Regions from separate parts of the Homo sapiens genome. Here region 1 is linked to region 2. A link is a loop called in an ENCODE intact Hi-C map of the cell type or tissue named here. Cell type or tissue: Caco-2. All regions are shown on one strand. Links, peaks and the distances in the headings refer to the core of each region. The heading gives the core; the rest is flanking DNA. Region 1 overlaps C1QTNF7-AS1 (C1QTNF7 antisense RNA 1). Region 2 overlaps CPEB2 (cytoplasmic polyadenylation element binding protein 2).

Region 1 (9,272 bases), core at 868-8,867, 150 kb before region 2:
ATTATCTTCCAGATCAAGGGTATGTTAGGCTGTTTTCCTACTGCTATAAATAAATACCTGAGACTGGGTAATTTTTAAAGAAAAGAGGCTTAATTGACTCACAGTTCTGCAGGCTGTACAGGAAGCATGGTGCTGGCATCTACTCTGCTTCTGGGAAGGCCCCAGGAAACTTAAAATCATGGCAGAAGGTGAAGGGGGAGCGGGCACCCCATGTGACAAGATCAGGAGCAAGAGAAGAAGGGAGGAGATGCCACACACTTTTAAAAGATCAGATCTCACAAGAACTCATTCACTATTGCAAGGACAGTATCAAGGGGATGGTACTAAGCCATTCATGAAAAAGCTACCACCATATCCAGTCACCTCCCACAAGGCCCCACCTCCAACACTGGGGATTACAGTCCAACATGAGATTTGGGTGGGGACACAGATTCAAACCAAAACAAGGAGTTGTCAAAGTTTGGGCCACACGGTCTCAGGAGCAACTGCTCAACTCTGCAGTTGCTGTGTAGCAGTCAAATAATCCCTAAATGAATGGGTGTGGCTGTGTTCCAATAAACCTTCATTTACAAAACAGGTCGCTGGATTTGGCTGCCATTCTAGTTTGCCTACCCCTGTTCCATATCATAAGACCCAAGCTCATCAGCTTAGGATTCAGGGCTCCTCAATACCTGGCCCCCCATCTACTTCTATATCTCCACATACTGTCCTTGCCCACTTTATGCCTTCCCAGCCTCTCTATCTAGAAGCCAGAGATACCCAACTGGTTATAATAACCCTGCCTTACACAAATATGGATACAGACACACATACACTGGTACACACAGACACTCTGCTGTTTCATGATTCTGTGATTTTACACTTGCTGTCTCATCTACCTGAACAGATTTTCCACTCTCTTCACTTGGCCAAATTCTGTGTTTTTTTTTTTTGTTTTTTTTTTTTGTTTTTTAAGGTGGAGTTTTGCCCTTGTCGCCCAAGCTGGAGTGCAATGGTGTGATCTTGGCTCACTGCAACCTCTGCCTCCCGGGTACAATTCTCCCGCCTTAGCCCCCCAAGTAGCTGGGATTACAGGCATCCGCCACCACACCCAACTAATTTTTGTATTTTTATTACAGATGGGGTTTCACCATGTTGGCCAGGCTGGTCTTGAAGTCCTGACTTCAGGTGACCCACCCGCCTCGGCTCCCAAAGTGCTGGGATTACAGGCGTGAGCCACTGCACCCAGCCCTATTCGTCCTTTAGGTGATTCTAAGGTGACTCCTTCATCTGGAAGCCTTCTCTGAGCCACCCATGACTGGGTTGGGTAATTGTTCTCTTTCTTTCTATCTACTTAATGCATTGATGAGACATTTTGCATTGAGGAGGCTGTCTTTCCTGGCCATCCAAGGAACTCCTGGGACCAGGGACTTGCTGTTATTACCTATACCTCCCTGCAGCATAGCATAGTATTTAGCTTGGTCAGCTGCTAAGTTTACAGAACTAAACCATAAAGCTACAGTTATCAAGAGAAAAAAGGCAGGTTATTCTGCAGATGTTATAAGTGGGAAGTTTAGGGATAGAAAAAACTGGCAGGTTTATAAATCCATGGCACAAGTATAGAAAAAGCCAGGACTGAGGGCTGTGTAATAGCACATGGGAATATGGGTGCACTAAATAATGGAAACCAGAGGGACAAATAGGAAGGTTTTACATTTTTTGCTTTCCGGAGTCCAGTAGTAAAAGGCATAGCTACCAGGCTCTAGAACTCACAATGCAGTTGACAGGGTAAGATTTTAGCAAATGAAACAATCAGAGAACCATAAAAAGATAGCCGGTTATCAAATTCTGGGTTATGTGATACAGAGCAAGCTTGGAAAAAAAAAAGATCAACGGACGTTAGAATGGTTTAAAAAAAGCCTCTGGGGTGGCGTTAAGAAAACAATACCAAAAATATCACAGAATTCATATTTTTCTATTTTTTCAAGTAAAAACATTTTTATTGTTGTATAAAATATGCTCCCAAAATTATATATATCATAAATATACAGCTCAATGAATTTTTACAAAGTAAGCACATCTCCATAACTAAGACCTGGCTCAGGAAATGGAACATTGCTAGCATCTCAGGAGCCCCTTTCTATTCCCTTTCAGTCACTACATAACCCCAAGAAAACTACTGCCCTGACATGTAATAGCAGAGGTGAGTTTTTCCTTTAAATGAAATTATGTAATATGCCCTTTTATGTCTGGTTTATTCTGCTGAAAATTATATTTTGAAATTCATTCAAGTTGTGCTTGGTGGTAGTCTACTCACATTGCTGTTTAGAATTCATTGTGCAAATATACCCATTTATTTATTTGTCCTTCTGTTGATGGAAATTTGGGTGGTTTCCAGTTTTTAGCTGCTTACAAATAATGCTGCTTTCTTGTACAAGTCTTTTAAGAGATGAGTATATGCATTTCTGTTGAGTATATACCTAATGAGTAAAACTACTGGGTCATAAATTATAAATATGTTCAGCTTTCATAGATAATATTACACCATTTTCCAAAATGGTTGTACCATTTTTTTTTATCCCACCTGAGGTATAAGCAGGTCCCTGGTGCTCTGCATCCTCATTAGTGCTTGGCTTCATCACTAGCCATTCTGGTGTATGTGGAGGGGCATCTCTTTGTAGTTTTAATTTGTATTCCTTGATAACTAATGAGTATCTTTCTAAACTTTATCCACTGTTTGTGTATCCTTTTTAATTAAACTATTTTGCCCTTTTTCTGTTGCGTTGTCTGCCTTTTTGCTCATTGATATGTAGGAGTTCTTTATATATGTTGGGAATATGCCCATTGTCAGATATATGCATTGCCATCTTACGGGCCTTTTCCTTCTCTCATTAGTGTTCTTGATAAACAAAATAATCTCCCACAACTTCTAATTTTCTCTTGGACCCTTGGACTCTTAGATCCTCATTACTTCCTAGTTCATAGACTCACTGAAAGAGGAGAGAAAGGATTTCCATTAGGTATACAGAGAGCTTGAAAACTGTACTAGAAAAAAGCTTAGAGATCATCTCTCTCAGTTCCCTGGGTTTTTCTTTTAGGAAACTACAAGCCAGAGAGGATGGGTAACTTGCTCCTGGTCACAGAGCTGGTAGCAAAGTTGAGATTAAATCATGGGCTCTCATCTCCTAGCCCATCGTTCTTTGCACAGGCACATTCACTATTTCATTAACTTGGAGTAATGGGAAAAGAGTCTCCATGGGGAGTGACAGGACAATTGATAATCTGTGTCTGCATCAATAAGAGTTTCAACAACTCCAGGACCAGAAGACGAAAAGAGCAGGCCCTTCTGGGCCCAGCCTCCTCTACCCTCTTAACAGGAGCAGCAGGACATTTAGAAAGCTTTCATATGCATCACGAAGCCTTGCTAGGCCGTGCACAGCTTGATAGCTACATCTCCATTCCAAAAATAGCTAGGAGTTATTTATGTTGGCAAAAAGCTTGGGACAATAAAGAGAGATGGTGGATTTAACCCTACCACGGTTTTACTCTAATAAGTCATTGTGCTCTAGCAGAAACCCTGATTACCCAAAGTGGTTGGGAAATTATAAAGTCAAAGCTACAATTTATCTCATCTCTAAGGAGCCGATGAAATCGCCTGTCAAGGCTGTATCCCTCGCTGCCAGGGCCAAGTGTATCTGCTGAGGCAGCAGTCTGCCCTTAACAGGCAGAGGGTGCTGCTACAGGAAGGGTTGTATAGACACTGAACAGAACACCCAGGGTCTCCCTCGAGCACGGTGGATGTTAACAATGCCCTTCTCCTGTCCGCAGGCTCTGCCCATTACCCTGGCATCTTCTGGGGGACATTTTGACTGCTCCTTGATCACCTGGCAGTCCGACTGGATTTTTAGAAAACCTGATCTGATCAGGATTGCACTCCTACTTCATATTAGCATGACTTATTTACAGATAGACAAGATATCAGAAGCTTACACCCAAATGTGTAGCTCTGGATGGCGGTACTATGCATAATTTCTATTTTTATTATGAATTTTCCAATTCTTCTATTACATTAAACCATATGAAAATTTGCTGGTTTTGTAAGTGGCTGAATATTAGCAAGTTCAAGTGTTTTGACCTCATACAACAAGCAAGGATTATTGTGAATTTTAAATGTACTAAAGGCTTTTAAAATACTATTCCTATGTTAGAATCAAAATAATGCTAATATCTGCCACTTATTAAGTTTGTTTTATTGCTAGACTCTCCACTAAGCACCTGATATACTATTTAATACTCATAAGGTGGGGACTATTATTACGCCTATTTTACAGGTGAGTAAACTGAGACTCAGGGAGCTCAAGTTCCAGTAAATCATTCCCTCCATTAATAAGGGCAGAGCTGGAGCCCAGAGGCCAAAGCTCTTGTTCTTAACCATTATCCAGAGTCCCCATATTTCAACTATAACTCCAAGTCTGGAAGTGAAGGCAAACTTTTTGATGATGAGGCCAGGGTTTGTGAGTAGGGCTGGATCTCATTCATTCATCTCATTGTCATGAAGCCTCCTAATAACAGATACTCATTTGCTCAGCAAATACAGTATTTGGGGAATAATAAACAAAGGGTTAGACATCCTCCCTGTCCTTAGCTTTCCCAGTATGCGCGATGGCTTAGAACTAACCATGACCTCCCCAGCTGCCCATCTCCCACCTCTGGCCCCATTTTCTTCTCCCCAGGGTACATGGACACTCACCACAATCAAAACAAAGAATGTATGTTAACCTCAGGCCAGCAGAGGGAGAACCAACACACTAGCCTCTTTCCAGGTTTAAAGCAAACCTCTTCTCTTTAGAAAATGGTCCCATCTGTTTGAAACTGCCCAGCCCTTTTTTTTGAACGTTTCCCAGGACTGTGTAATGTTTCCGGAGAAGGTAATGTTACATTAATGATAAAAACAGCTCTTATTTATTGAATACTTACTGTGTGCCAGCATTATTGGTAGCTATTTTACATACAACCAGTATGTAAAACTAGATCTAGCTGACATCAGAGAGCAAATGTTTTACCAAGGAGCTTCAGTTATAGGTTTCGGAGGGCTGTGAGTACCTACAAAATTGTACTTAATTTATATGTATGCTGGGGAGTGGTGAGGGCTTGGGGGCTGTGGGTCTCTGTGTGTATACAGGCTTATGTTTTTATTTTTTATTTTTCCCAAGGAGAGGAGCCTTGCCTTTCATAAGAGTCTCAAAGAGGTGAATGACCCAATAAGATTTTAGAAACCTCCTTAGGAAGAGAGAATTAAGAAAAAGCTGCCTAACTGACATGAGAAAGTTCTGAAACCATTCATTGTTCTTAAGCCTCTGGCTTTACAACTGAATGGACCGTGTTCAGGCAAGCATGAAACAGTCAAGAACATTGATCAAGGAAGGATGAATTACAGATTCTTATCTATATTATCTAAGCTATACTGGAATAGAATGAAACATTTTGTGCTGTTGAGATTGTGAAACTGGTTTTGGAACCAGAGGAGGAACCAGAGGAGAACTCCTATAACATTGTGGGGTCAGGGATAGGAGAAGGCCAGAGTGGCCAGTGTATGCGTTTGTTTCCGAAGTAGAGCAGAGCAGGGAAGGAGAAAGTTCAAGCTTATCTAAGAAGGATAATCCATTCCACTTGGAAGGCACTTAACAGTTTATTACAAAGCTGTTTCATAAGCGTGCACTCTGAAGGTCTTCAAAATAATCCTGTAAAGTCAGCAAGACAGACTGTTACCTGCTTTTGATCCATAAAGAAATTAAGGCACAGAGAGGTTAAGTCATCTACCCAAGGTCACACAGTGAGTAAGAGGCCATGGTCTTCTATCAGCTAGCTGGATAGATTGACAACTTTACTAGTATAAAATATTTTAGCAATTTTTTTTCGAGATGGAGTTTCGCTCTTGTTGCCCAGGCTGGAGTGCAATGGCGCGATCTCTGCTCACCGCAACCTCCGCCTCCTGGATTCAAGCAATTCTCCTGCCTCAGCCTCCCAAGTAGCTGGGATTATAGGCATGCGCCACTATGCCCGGCTAATTTTGTATTTTTAGTAGAGACAGGATTTCTCCATGTTGGTCAGGCTGGTCTCGAACTTCCAACCTCAGGTGATCCTCCCGCCTCGGCCTCCCAAAGTGCTGGGATTACAGGCGTGAGCCACCGCGCCCAGCTGTATAAAATATTTTAGTAAGAAAGATGTTTATTGCCAAATTTTCCTTAATTGGGGACAAAAAAAAAGTAGCTGATAGATGCTATGTTAGTTTTAAATTCAAACTTTCAAATGTAATAAATTTGAAGGGCATGGCTTAGTGGTTAAGAATTTAGGCTCTGGAGTCAGACTTCCTGGCCCAGTACCAGGGTCACCCCTGACAAGGTGATGTAGCAAGCCAGGGAGTGCAAGCCAGTTAATGCCCGGGAGTGACCCTCACTCATGGAGGGACAGGAGTTGTGAATAAACACTCCAGGTTTCTTGCTGCTTAGGGGTAGAATTCTGAGGCGAGTTCCATGCAGTTTCTCAGAAGGTTCTGGGGAGGTCTGAACCTCGAGTTGCCCACAGAGGTAGCCTTGTCAACATTCTCTGTGGCCTCTCTCTTCTTCCCTGCCTCTTTTCCCCACTCCCTCACTGTGCTTTTGGGATGGCATGTTGTATTAGTTTGGGTCTTCTGAGAAGAAATGCCAAAGAACATCAAATGTGTAAGGAACCCATTGGGGGAATACGTGTATTGGGTAAACGGGAGGGTGAGGGGTAGGCAGGGAGTCTTCAGACGGTGATGCTGATCTGGCCCTTGTGAGGAGGTGGGAAGGCAGGAGGATTGGGCTGGAAGAGTCATGGATTGCATTGCAGTCCTAAGAAAGTTCTGACCAGGCTGATCAGACTCTTGAACTTAAGTCACTCACCTGAGGAGTCCTGTGTCCCATAGGAAAGGGCCTATATGGGTGCCCGCTGTCTTCAACCGCTGGCCTACAAGCAGCCTGTCCTCACCATTGATGTGGAGGTGGGTCTGGAAGGGCAGAAGCTGGGTCATCAATAGACCATGCATCCCTCCATGGGAGTTCTCTGATCATTTTCATACACACTCTGATCTCTGCATCTGATGCTGGATACTCCAAACTAAGACATAGCTCAGTAAGTAATTGTTACATGAATAAACACAAAAAGAATTTAGAGGTCAACACACACAGAAAATGAATAGCTCCTATGCAGGACCTCTTCTGGTAGCTGTGAACTTAATTTCCTTAGAAGATTCTGAGTCATATTTTTACAAAAAGCCCAGGCTCTCACCCTTATCATTAGGTAGTCTTGCAGAAAAGACCAAGATGAGAGAGAACGTAGCAGAAAATGCTGTGGGGGACTGTGCTCCCAGTTACCATGAAGACGAAGTGAAAATCTGTGGAAAGCATTTTACACTGCAATGAAGTGGGTTTCATTTGAAGATCACAGACCAAGCACATGATACTGCCTTCCCCTTTCTTCCCCAAATCCCTGGAAATGCTTTAACAGACATATTTTGAAAAGTAATAAGCCTAATAAATTATTTTTCCAACAAATATTCAGAGTTCTGTGATTACTATAATGCCCCATGTTGTCTAAACATCCCTTTTTATGGGTTTCCCAATAGGAACTCGAGCCTGAGAGATAGTAAGTCCTAGGGGAAGCAGCTGCTTGGTAAAGAAGAGGCTGTGATTTTTTTTTTTTAATGTCATGGATAGAAGAGGCAAGGGAAGGGGAAGTCATTGGGAAGAATACACCAGCCAAACAGCCCGACCTGGATATTAGCTGCCTCCTGCAAGCCAGGAGCAAAGTTGAACCCAGGGAATAATGTGTGCTGGCCAGCTGGGGAGGTAGCCAGCTGGAACATGGACAATGCATTAAATGACAACCCATCCATGCCTTACAGGTTTCTATCTGATCAAGGAACAATTGATCTGGCTCATGTTTCAGAAAGTGGAGGAAATATAAAAACACCTTAACTCTGTGCTTTCGAGATGTGATCTTGCCCCATATGCATTAGGAGTAAACTGTTAGAAAATTGAAAGTCACGACTACTTACTGAGTGTCTCCTGTGGACTAATGGGCTATCAGACCATTTCACAGCTGATGAAATTAAGGATCAGAGAAGTTAAGTGACCTAAATATAGGGTTGCCAGCTTTAGCAAATAAATTAAGGAAAGCCTAGTTAATTTGAGTGTTGGATATACAATGATAGCTTTAAGTATCCTATGCAGTTTTTAAAAATGATGGATAACTTTTAGTATATGCAGGTCCCATGCAATAAACTAAAAGCTAAAAAATTAAAAATACTAACAATATTTTGTTGTCAAAATATCTGGAATATAAATTCAATTGAAAGTTCTATGTTTCTTTTTTCTGGCACTCTTACTTAAATAAGAATGTGCAGCTGGTTAGTGTCCACATCTAGGCCCAAGATGCTCTCATTGTAGTAAAGTTTTCGGCTCTACTGCACTGATTCCCAAATACAAAAATTGAATCTGGGCTAGACTATTTTATTTGTTGTAACATATATTGTATTTTTTCATATCATACATTATTAAGCCCTTCTAAAATAAGCCACTTTTATACTAACCCTTATCTCAGAGCCTGCTTCTGGGTAAGGCACCCTAGGACAGCAAATGACCTAGGCTCCTTCATTCAGAACTGTCCCTTGACTTTGGATGAGAAACTAGTGGTCCCTCGAGGCAGGGACGATACTCACTCTTACCTGGCCATAGGCAGAGACAGAGAAAGTAACACCTGCTTGCAGAGGTGACACAGAAGTGTTTCTGGTAGCAGCATCCGGAGTCCAGCTTTGTGTCCACCCAGAGGAAGTGGCAGCCTGGAACCACTTCTGTGGCTTACATTTTTCTTAGTTATATGGCTCCCGAGTCTGGTTCTCTGTCTTCTCTAGAAAACCTGTCTTATCCGGTATGCTTCTGGACAATCTGTTTCCTATGTAGATTCCTCAGAATTATCTTCTCAACTGAAGAACCCGGATTTGTCAATACCAGAAGTGGTGTGGTTATAGCAGCAGACCCTCAGGACACTGGAAAAATTGGCATTGGTTGTCTGGTTTACTTAGGGCTATGAATAGTGAAAATCCAGTTCTTGTTGAGGAATGGGACTCTGGCAACCTAAGACAGAGACTGGCAAAAACAATTAATCCAATTATCATGCATGGTCAACTGTAATAAAACCCCCAGTGAAGATGAGGTATGGAGACCACATGGTCCCTTGCCGTAGAACTTGCTATAAGAAATTCTAAGATG
Region 2 (9,272 bases), core at 384-8,383:
ATTAAAAAGAATGTTATTAGCCACTTTATGGTAATAAATTTAACAACTAGAGGAAACAAATCCCTTGAAAAATGCAGCTTTTCAAAAATGGCACAGGGAGAAAAAATCTGAAAAGTTCTTTGTCTGCTAAAAAAAAATGAAAGTCATAACTTAAAATAAAAAAATCTTCCGACAGAGAAAAATCCAGGCCTAGATGGCTTTACTGGCAAATGAACTAGACTTTTGAAGAAGAAAAAATGGCAATTTTATACAAACTCTTCCAGAGAATAAAGAAAGAGGAAGCACTTCACAACTTTTTTTTACAAGTGCAATACTAAAATCTGACAAAAACATAAGGAAACTATATACCAATATCCCTCATGAACACAAATGCAAAAATCCTAAAAAATATATTGGCAGAATGAATCCAGAAGTATAGATAAAAATGGAAAACAAATCATGATTAAGTGGGGTTCACCCCAGGAACGTAAGATTGATTTATCATTTTAAAACCAATTACTGTTAATTGTACTACATAAACAGACAAAAATAGAAATACCATAAAATTATTTCCATAAATGTAGGAAATGCATCTGATAAAACTCAACAGCTATTCATAATTAAAAAAAAAAAAACCACAACTCCCAGAAAACTAGGAGTAGGAGGGAATTTCTTCAATCCAATAAAGAGCATTTAAAAAAAAAAGAGTGAAAGTCTGTAATAATAAATTATCAAATGGTTTCTCTTGAAGGTTTGGAAGGATGTTCACTCTATTTCTACTCAGCATTGTACTACTGGAGGTACAACAAATCAAAGAAGATGAAAAAAATAATTTAAAGTCATGAACACTGGCAAAGAAAAATAAAATTACTTAGTATAGACATAATTGTACATGTAAAATTCGAAGAAATCAAACTAGTAGAAATAATTGTATTTATCTAGGGAAGAAATGCAAATTCAATTTACAAAAACCAAATTATTTCTAAATGCTAGTAATAAACTGGGAAAAATTTTAAATATCATTTCCATACCTCATCCAAACCCACCAAATACTGACAAATAAACTTAACACAAGATATGTAAGACTTTTACACCGAAAATGACAAAAATTTGCTGTGGAAAAATGTTAAAAATATGAAATAAATGAATAAACAGAAGAAACCATGTTAGATGTAAATTCTTTCCAAATTATCCAATCTACAGACTGGATACAATCCATCCAAAATCTCAGCACACTGTCTTCTAGAAATTCACAAGCCAGTTCTAAAATTTATGATAAATCAAAGGCCTACGAACAATCAAGGAGAGCGTACAAAACAAACAAACAAAAAGCCAAAGTTGGAGGATTTACACTACCAAGTTTCAAGACTCACTAGTTAGCTATAGTTATTGAGACTGTAAAACTGATATTAGACAGATAAATGGAACATAATAGAGTCTAGAAATGGGCCTATACATGTACAGTCACTTGATGTTTTTCAAAGGTACCAATACAGTTCAATGTGGAAAAGTAAATCTTTTCAATAAATGGATTTCTAGTTGGAGGGGGAAAAATAAATTTGATCCTTGTATCACACCATACTGAAAAATAAATCCAAGAAGGATCACAGACTTAAATGCAAAAGTTAAAACAACGAAACTAGAATTTCTTCATAACCTTGTGGGTAGTGATAATTTCTTGGGACTAAATGACACTAATGGTGAATGAAAATAATTGGATTTTTATTAAAATTTAGACATTTTTCTGCTTATCAAAGATACTGTTAAAAAGTGGATGGCAAGCAATACGCTACTGGAAAATAGGACAAAATATATAAAGAACTCCCATAAATGAAGAAAAATGACCCAATTAAAAATGAGCAAAAGACTTGTAATGGAACTTTACAGAAGAATACAATGGAATGGGTTAGAAGCACATGAAAAGGTGCTTAGATGTCATCCTTAGTCATCAGGAAACTGCAAATTAGAGCCACAGTGAGGGACTACACACCACCAGAATGGATAAAATTAAAAAGCCAACACTTGGCCAGGCGCGATGGCTCATGCCTGTAATCCCAGCACTTTGGGAGGCTGAGGCAGGCAGATCACCTGAGGTGAGGAGTTTGAGACCAGCCTGGCCAACATCGTGAAACCCCGTCTCTACTAAAAATATAAAAATTAGCCGGGTGTGGTGGCGCATGTCTGTAATCCCAACTACTCAGAAGGCTGAGGCAGAAGAATCGCTTCAACCTAGGAGGTGGAGGTTGCAGTGAGCCGAGATCGGGCCATTGCACTCCAGCCTGCCTGGGCAGCACGAGCAAAACTCCATCTCAAAAAAAAAAGGCCAACACAGTCTCATACTCTACTGGGGTATAAAACTGGAAACTATTTGGCAGTTTCTAATAAAGTTGAACATATACTTGCTCTATGAACTAGTAATTCCACTTTTACTTATACATCCAAGAGAAACGAGTGCTCATGTCCACCCACATACAAAAAGGTACAAAAATATTCATGGAAGGTTTATTCATAACAAGTACCAAATGTATAACTCAAACATCTATCAATAGGAAAATGGATAAACAAATTCATACAATAAAATGTTATTCACCAATAAGAAATAACTGATAAAAACTACTAATTGTAATTTCCTTTCTATACAATTTCCGTACAAAAAGCTAATCATTTCTCTTTTACTTGAGACTGATACTTATAAATATTTAAAAGTAATTACTTATGAAATTATTTTTTTCTTTTAAAAGAAGAGCTGATATGGTTATTCCTAAGGCTCTTACCACAAGAGTTAGATGTGTTTTTTATTTCACCAGATAAATAATCTTAAAGGTAATATTTCCTTGCCGTTAAAATCAGTAAGAGAACCCTAAAGATATTAATTTGCAAACCCTATACTCAAAACAATTTAAAACTACAGTTTTGCATTGTTTAAGGTGGCAGATTTTTTTTGCTTATGGTCTTCTGCTTTTTGATTTTAGAAATTATCACTTGATCTTGACTCCAAACACTTCATTTCTCTGCATTGTTATGAAAGAAACCCAAATCAAAATTATTGACCCTACTACAAGGCAACAAGAATAAACCGTTACACAAAAATGCTACTCCCATGAGTCTAAATTAAAATGTATATACGCTCATATATATATAATATGTATGAATATGTGTATATATACACACATATGTACAGGTATTTATGACAGATATTTATGTACATAAGCACTGATACATACATATGAATGAAAGGCAAATTGAAGTTTTGTAATAGAAAATACAGATAAAACATCTGAGAATTTAGAAGCAGAGAAGATTAATTATAACCCAGGCTGGAGTGAGATTCTAATTAAAGGTTCTTTAAAAGAGAATGATTTACAAAGAATGAGATAGTTATAGACAGAAAAGGATAGAGGAGAAAAAGAAGTAGAGGGAAAAAGCCTTCCTTCGGTAGAAGATATTTGCTTAGCCAAAAGCACAGAGAAATATTCCAAAGGCCATATTAAGGTAAAATACAGAAAACAGGAGATATTCTTAACTATGAGTTCAAGAACCCTACCTACAAATGCAAGTATAATAGCTTACATTAAGTTTGCTACCTAAAATGTATAATTTTAAAGGCAAAATAGTAGTTATAATAAAGATTATAGATGAATGAAGTAATAAGAGAAGGAAGAGCAAAACGAGAATAATGGCTATCCCCTATGGTCTCTGGTCTCCGTGTGTGTGTAGGTGTATGTGCGGCACACATCCATGTATGTTAGAGAAGTTATAGGTGGTTACTAACTCTGACACTGGGCGCTATGCTAATGTTACCAAACATTAATTTAAAAAACTATCAAAACAACAGAAGTATATTTCAGATTGATCTATTTTCAGCATTATCTGTTTAATCAAATACACTCGGGTATGATTCTGCAAATAACTGAGAAAGGCACCATAATGTACACACTAACGGCTTAAAAATGTTTTGCTCCAATAGGTTTGTACCTTTCTCATTAAGGATAAAGAAGATAATTTACTTAAAAAATTTATAATCTATGACCTTATATGTCTTTGTAAATTTTATTTAATTTCTAGATATATATGCTTTAAAATTAGGTTTACTAAAATTTGTTTTCTATAAAAATTCATATTGCTGGGTATAGGTGTAGAGCAGACACTACCAGTCTCTTAAAGGTTAGGAAAGGGAGGTCAGCAAATTTTTTTCTTTAAAGGGTCAGTATTAAATATAATATTTTACATTTTGAAGACCAGACATTTTCTGTTGGAATTACTCAACTGTGCTATCATTGTAGTTTCAAGGCAGCCAGACAAAAGTCAATGAATAAATACTGGCTGCATTTCAATAAAACTTTGTTTACAAAAACAGAAGCCTTGGCCTGCGGGCCATGGTTTCCTGACCCCTGTATTAGTGTTACCCCAGCTTTTTTTTCATGCTTCAGAGATCTTGCCCACTCTCTCACAATTATTGAAGTTATTTATCAAGGATTTCAGCCTTGATTTCATCATAAAAATATCTGGCAGTGATGTTATTAGGGAGTGTACAGTTACCCTGGGTACTTCACAATTGTTCCAAATTGAAAATCCTGGATCAACTTCAAAGCAGTATACTATATTATTAATAATTCCTTATTTATTATAGCACGTAAGTCTGAATGACTATACACTATGAATAAATCAAACTTCTCTAATTAACCTTTCCATCATTTGTCTCCCTTTAAAATTATTTCTCCTATCTTCTCATCCCATATGTAATCTACTAACTCAAGCTCTGGGTTTCCTTGCTTAAAAGGATTGCCTTCCGGGTCTTAGAACCATTAACTAAACTACGTTTTTATTTATATTACTAAAAATATTCTATATATTTTTATTCCTTTTGGAACACAGTAGCCCTTTAATCCTTTATTAAAGGAACTTATTGTGCTATAGAAATAGTTTAAGTTGAAAGGATCGAACTTAAATTACACTTCACGCCTCCCTTCACAACCCTCATCCTACTTCAATCCTGGACAAGTATGTTCACTCTCAGAATGGAATGGAAGAAACAATGAATAAAAAATAAATACAAATGATAAGTAGTTTTCCATATATTAAAGTCAGCTCCCCATATGAACCGTTTTCCTTCCTAATGCTGCCCCCTAGGCAGCTCTAAAGTAGAACTCTTTATGGCTACCAGGGGATAGAGATACACAGTAGTGATAGTAGGTTCCAACTAAAAAGCAGGGACAGAAATCTCTGCTTTTCTTAACTACTACTAGCATAATTACATTTTGATTATTCCTAAAGTATATTTCATAAATTAATATCTGGAGCTAGCTTTATTTAAAGTTCTTATTGACATTATTAAGAAATTCAAGTACATAAAGTCATTTTGGTAGTAACTTGATTTGACTGTAGTCAAGTGAGAAATCTTTTAAATGAAAACAGTTTCGTGCCTGGGCTGAAAGAAGAAAAACAGTTCTTCCTGAACAGGACTACAAAAGTCAAAGTCAGAATGTCCTGTGAAAATAACTGTTCACCCATTATTGCACTGGTAGAAGAGCCATGACTTATTTTTAGCAAAAATTATATCAACTCAGTGTGACACATCCGACATGAACAGAAGATAAGCAACTCATTTTTCACAAAATAATTACTAAATAAATGCAGTTTCTTTGATGGATCAAATCTAACACATGAGGCTATATAAAAGGGGGTGTTTGGTGGTTAAAAGGTTATCAGTCTGAGGTTTATTATACCTAGCATGGAATAGGAAAAAACAGTAAAAAATAGGAAGAAAACCAGGTGACTAGCCATTTCTGAGTCATTCCTTTGGTATGCAGGTTTTAAAAAAATTGCATTACTTACCGTTTCAGTGTACTTTAAAATTCAGATAAAATCTCTCAGTAGTTATTTCTAATGAGTGTGCCTTTCACGTGACTCTCACAATCAAAATTTTAAAAGTAGACTGCTAGTGTTCATAATTTACTAAGGCCATATAATTTGAGATGAAAATTCAGGCATTCACTCCCCCTTATGCTAAGCCAAATATGTATGCCAACCATCAGTTCTGTCGTAATGGAAGCTTTTATCAGAAGCCTTAAAACCATGTGAGAGTCTTCCTTCTTCCAATGCAGGAAGGCAGTTCTGAAGCCGAATAAGTCTTTATGGCTTACGGGGGATAGAGATATATAGGAATGATAGCTGGTTCCTATATAAAAGCAGGGAAAAAAATTTTGTTTTTTCTTAATATAATCATAATCTACAATTATTGAACTGAGATGAAGACAAATAATAACATTACTTCCTAATACCTTGTTCCTAAGAACTTCTTAGGTCATGATATTTACATGAGAGCATACGAAATTAGACTAAATGTAAGTCACAACAGGTAAAAGATGAAAAATGTTTAACAAGGCAAGAATTCTGAATTGCTCTATAGTTTCAAAATGCCTAAAAATCACAGACTGGTAAGTGGGTTGTGTTTCAGAGAACTGAAGCTCCATTACTAAAATTGCATAGTGAAATAAGCTAGTCCATAGATTTGAAAATAGGTACTAAACTTCTAAACTGCTCCCCCCTTCTCAGCTTGCTAAGTTTTTAGAAAAGTTGTTCAGCTTCAATTTTTTAAGTCTTGAGTGTCTGTCTCCTCTAAGTTTTTAGTTAGAAAACTGAAGAACCAAAAGATTCAGTCAAGCATTTGAAAAAACCATATTAAAAAATTAAGTTAAATTCAGATAATCTGAAATATAAAATTGGGACCACTTAAGAATATAAAATACTAGTTTTGGTTGTCAGTCGTGGCAAATGGTTTTGCTTGTTTGTTGTTTAAAAAGTACACACATTCATGACTAGTTGAAAAGAAATGGAAGCACTGGCACATGTCTATAGGTGGCTCATGCCTGTAATCCCAGCACTTTGGGAGGCCGAGGTGGGCAGATCACCTGAGGTCAGGAATTCAAGACCAGACGGGCCAACATGGAGAAACTCCATCTCTACTAAAAATAAAAAATTTAGCTGGGTGTGGTGGCACATGCCTGTAATCCCAGCTACTTGGGAGGATGAGGTAGGAGAATTGCTTGAATCCGGGAAGCAGAGGTTGTGGTGAGCCGAGATCGCGCCACTGCACTCCAGCCTGGGCAACAAGAGCGAAACTCCGTCTCAAAAAAAAAAAAAAGTGATCAAAGGGCACTATTATTCCTGTCTATCCTCTATGGCTTAAGGGAGATTTTTAGAGGTCAAAGAAAACTCTTTTTATTCGGTGTGGCACTTGGAATAAGCCTAACAATATAAACATCATGATTATTGCTCATTTAAAGAACAATCTAGTAGCATACTTTTGCTTCCTCTCATCCCATCTACTAGTCTGCACATGGAAAAGGGAGAAGCAAAGTTTTAGCCACAGAAAACATCAGCTACTTTCCTAGGAAGTTCAATAATAGTCTTGCATCACATAGTCCTCTTTCCTTAGGATACCACACAAGAACTCTGTGGGGAATACTTTTGTGGGGGAGGGAAAGGAAAAAGGAAAGGGGAGAAGGTATGTGTTTGTGTGTGTGTGTGAGAGACAGAAAGGGAAAGAAGGGGTTATATTCTTAGAAAACAGAGAAATATAAGCAACATGATTTCTATAAATCACTGTTAAAAATAATCTATTTGGTGTGTGTTATTTTCAACTGGGTCAACATAAAACTAACAATCTAGAGCTGTAAATTATACATCATAAATATGACAGTTACACATTTAGAGAGCAGAAAAATCATACTTCATGCTAACTTCACTAATATTAAACATATTTAAGCAGACAAACCATAAACAGCAGCTTTATTTTAAGAGATACAGAAGTAACTTTAAAAACTAGAGTTAAATCTCAGCAGTTTAAAAGGGGAAAATTTATTAAATAACCACAATTAGTATAAAAATACAGTTCAAAGGTTAGGAGATTTAAAATTAAAAACTTCGACAAGTGCTCAAATCAAAATACAATTGTGTGAGTTTTCAGATATTGCATGAAAAATCTAGAGTAATTAATTACAACATTGATCAGTAAACCCCATTAGAAACAATTATACCATAGCAAACAGAAATGAATTACCTCGTCTTCGCCCATAACTCCTTGCTGCATGTAAACAAAGCACAAATTGTAAAATGTCAGAACTAAAAATAAGCCCACATATACAAATATTTCTGATACGAAAAGCTATGTGGGCATCTGAAAATTAGTGCTACTTTGTTTTAAGAGCAATGACAATGTCACCATATAAGATTTAAATGTTTTACCATTCTACAAAGGACTTTTATTTATAGGTAAATATATATCATCTGAATCATATAAAACTCTGAAATTAACAAGAAACACACATTTCATTATCATTTGTGTTAAAATTCACAAGTATTTGTTTCAGCTAATGAAGACAGAAATATACAACACTTTGCGGTAAATAGCATCCCAAATAATTTTCCCAATGAATGGAAACAACTTGAACTAAATGCTTATTTTTTCTACTTATTATAAAGAATGGTATGGCATATATAGTCCAATAAATAGCTGTTCAGATCCAATCTACATTATACCAAGTCCTGCATGGAAGTAGTGCTAGAAGACACAGATGACTGAGAAGATATACCACCATTAAACTGATACTCTGAAGCCTGTACAGATTAGACAGGATTTAAGAAATCAATGTTAAACTTGTTTAGAGAAATTACTATAGCTAATAATGCTTTCTATCACTTTAATATATGTTATAACAGCTATCTACTAATTGTTTATGTGTCTACCTATGAGGTAAGAGGGATTCAGATACAAATTACTATTAACAAAATCATGGAATAGTACATATGTTAAATACCATAAAAGTATATAGGCATTTCTATCTATGTTACTTGCAGTGACATAATTCCTATGGAAAAAAAAAAGACTGTAATTTCTTTTTCATAAGAAACTACTAGTTTGATAAAATCCACAAATTGTTTTAAAAGAACTCCTCCCCACAAATTTGAATACACAATGAGTATTTTTACCCTGAAATTAATATATGAAGTCAAGGCAGTAAACAAACAAAGACTGTTAAAATTAAGATCTTATTTTAAATTCACAGATTTTTTTAGGCCTGGAAAAAATTCAATATTGAATAAATCTTAAGTAAAAATATGTGCTGAAAGTTGCCAGAAATGTCTACCTAAAAATATAAAACTTAAAGATCAAAAGAAAACATTTCACATTATGAAATATACTTTTATTTTATGCTAATGCTTTACTACAAGGAAGTGTGTCTGTAACACACTAGTTCCTCTAATATAAAGTGGGAAAAACAAACTTGTCA

The links. Peaks named below come from ENCODE experiments on the same cell type or tissue, not always from the same donor. Only the 100,000 strongest peaks of a DNase experiment are listed, where the experiment ranks them.
Region 1: it touches region 2 in a loop (29-fold over the local background); 2 of 110 quality-filtered maps call a loop at or near these places.

Annotation. Positions count from the first base shown.
Region 1 is chr4:15,192,681-15,201,952 of GRCh38, reverse strand. The region is part of intron 2 of C1QTNF7-AS1 (C1QTNF7 antisense RNA 1); the gene reads left to right. Among named protein-coding and RNA genes, the nearest start is that of CPEB2, 190 kb to the right of the region's middle. In Caco-2, for the core only: a CTCF peak has its summit at 4,744 (motif pointing right); no DNase peak of the experiment used is centred there.
Region 2 is chr4:15,039,257-15,048,528 of GRCh38, reverse strand. CPEB2 (cytoplasmic polyadenylation element binding protein 2) reads right to left here. Exons shown (of 12, transcript NM_001177382.2): 6 at 8,042-8,065. The region is part of intron 2 of C1QTNF7-AS1 (C1QTNF7 antisense RNA 1); the gene reads left to right. Among named protein-coding and RNA genes, the nearest start is that of CPEB2, 41 kb to the right of the region's middle. In Caco-2, for the core only: a CTCF peak has its summit at 5,126; no DNase peak of the experiment used is centred there.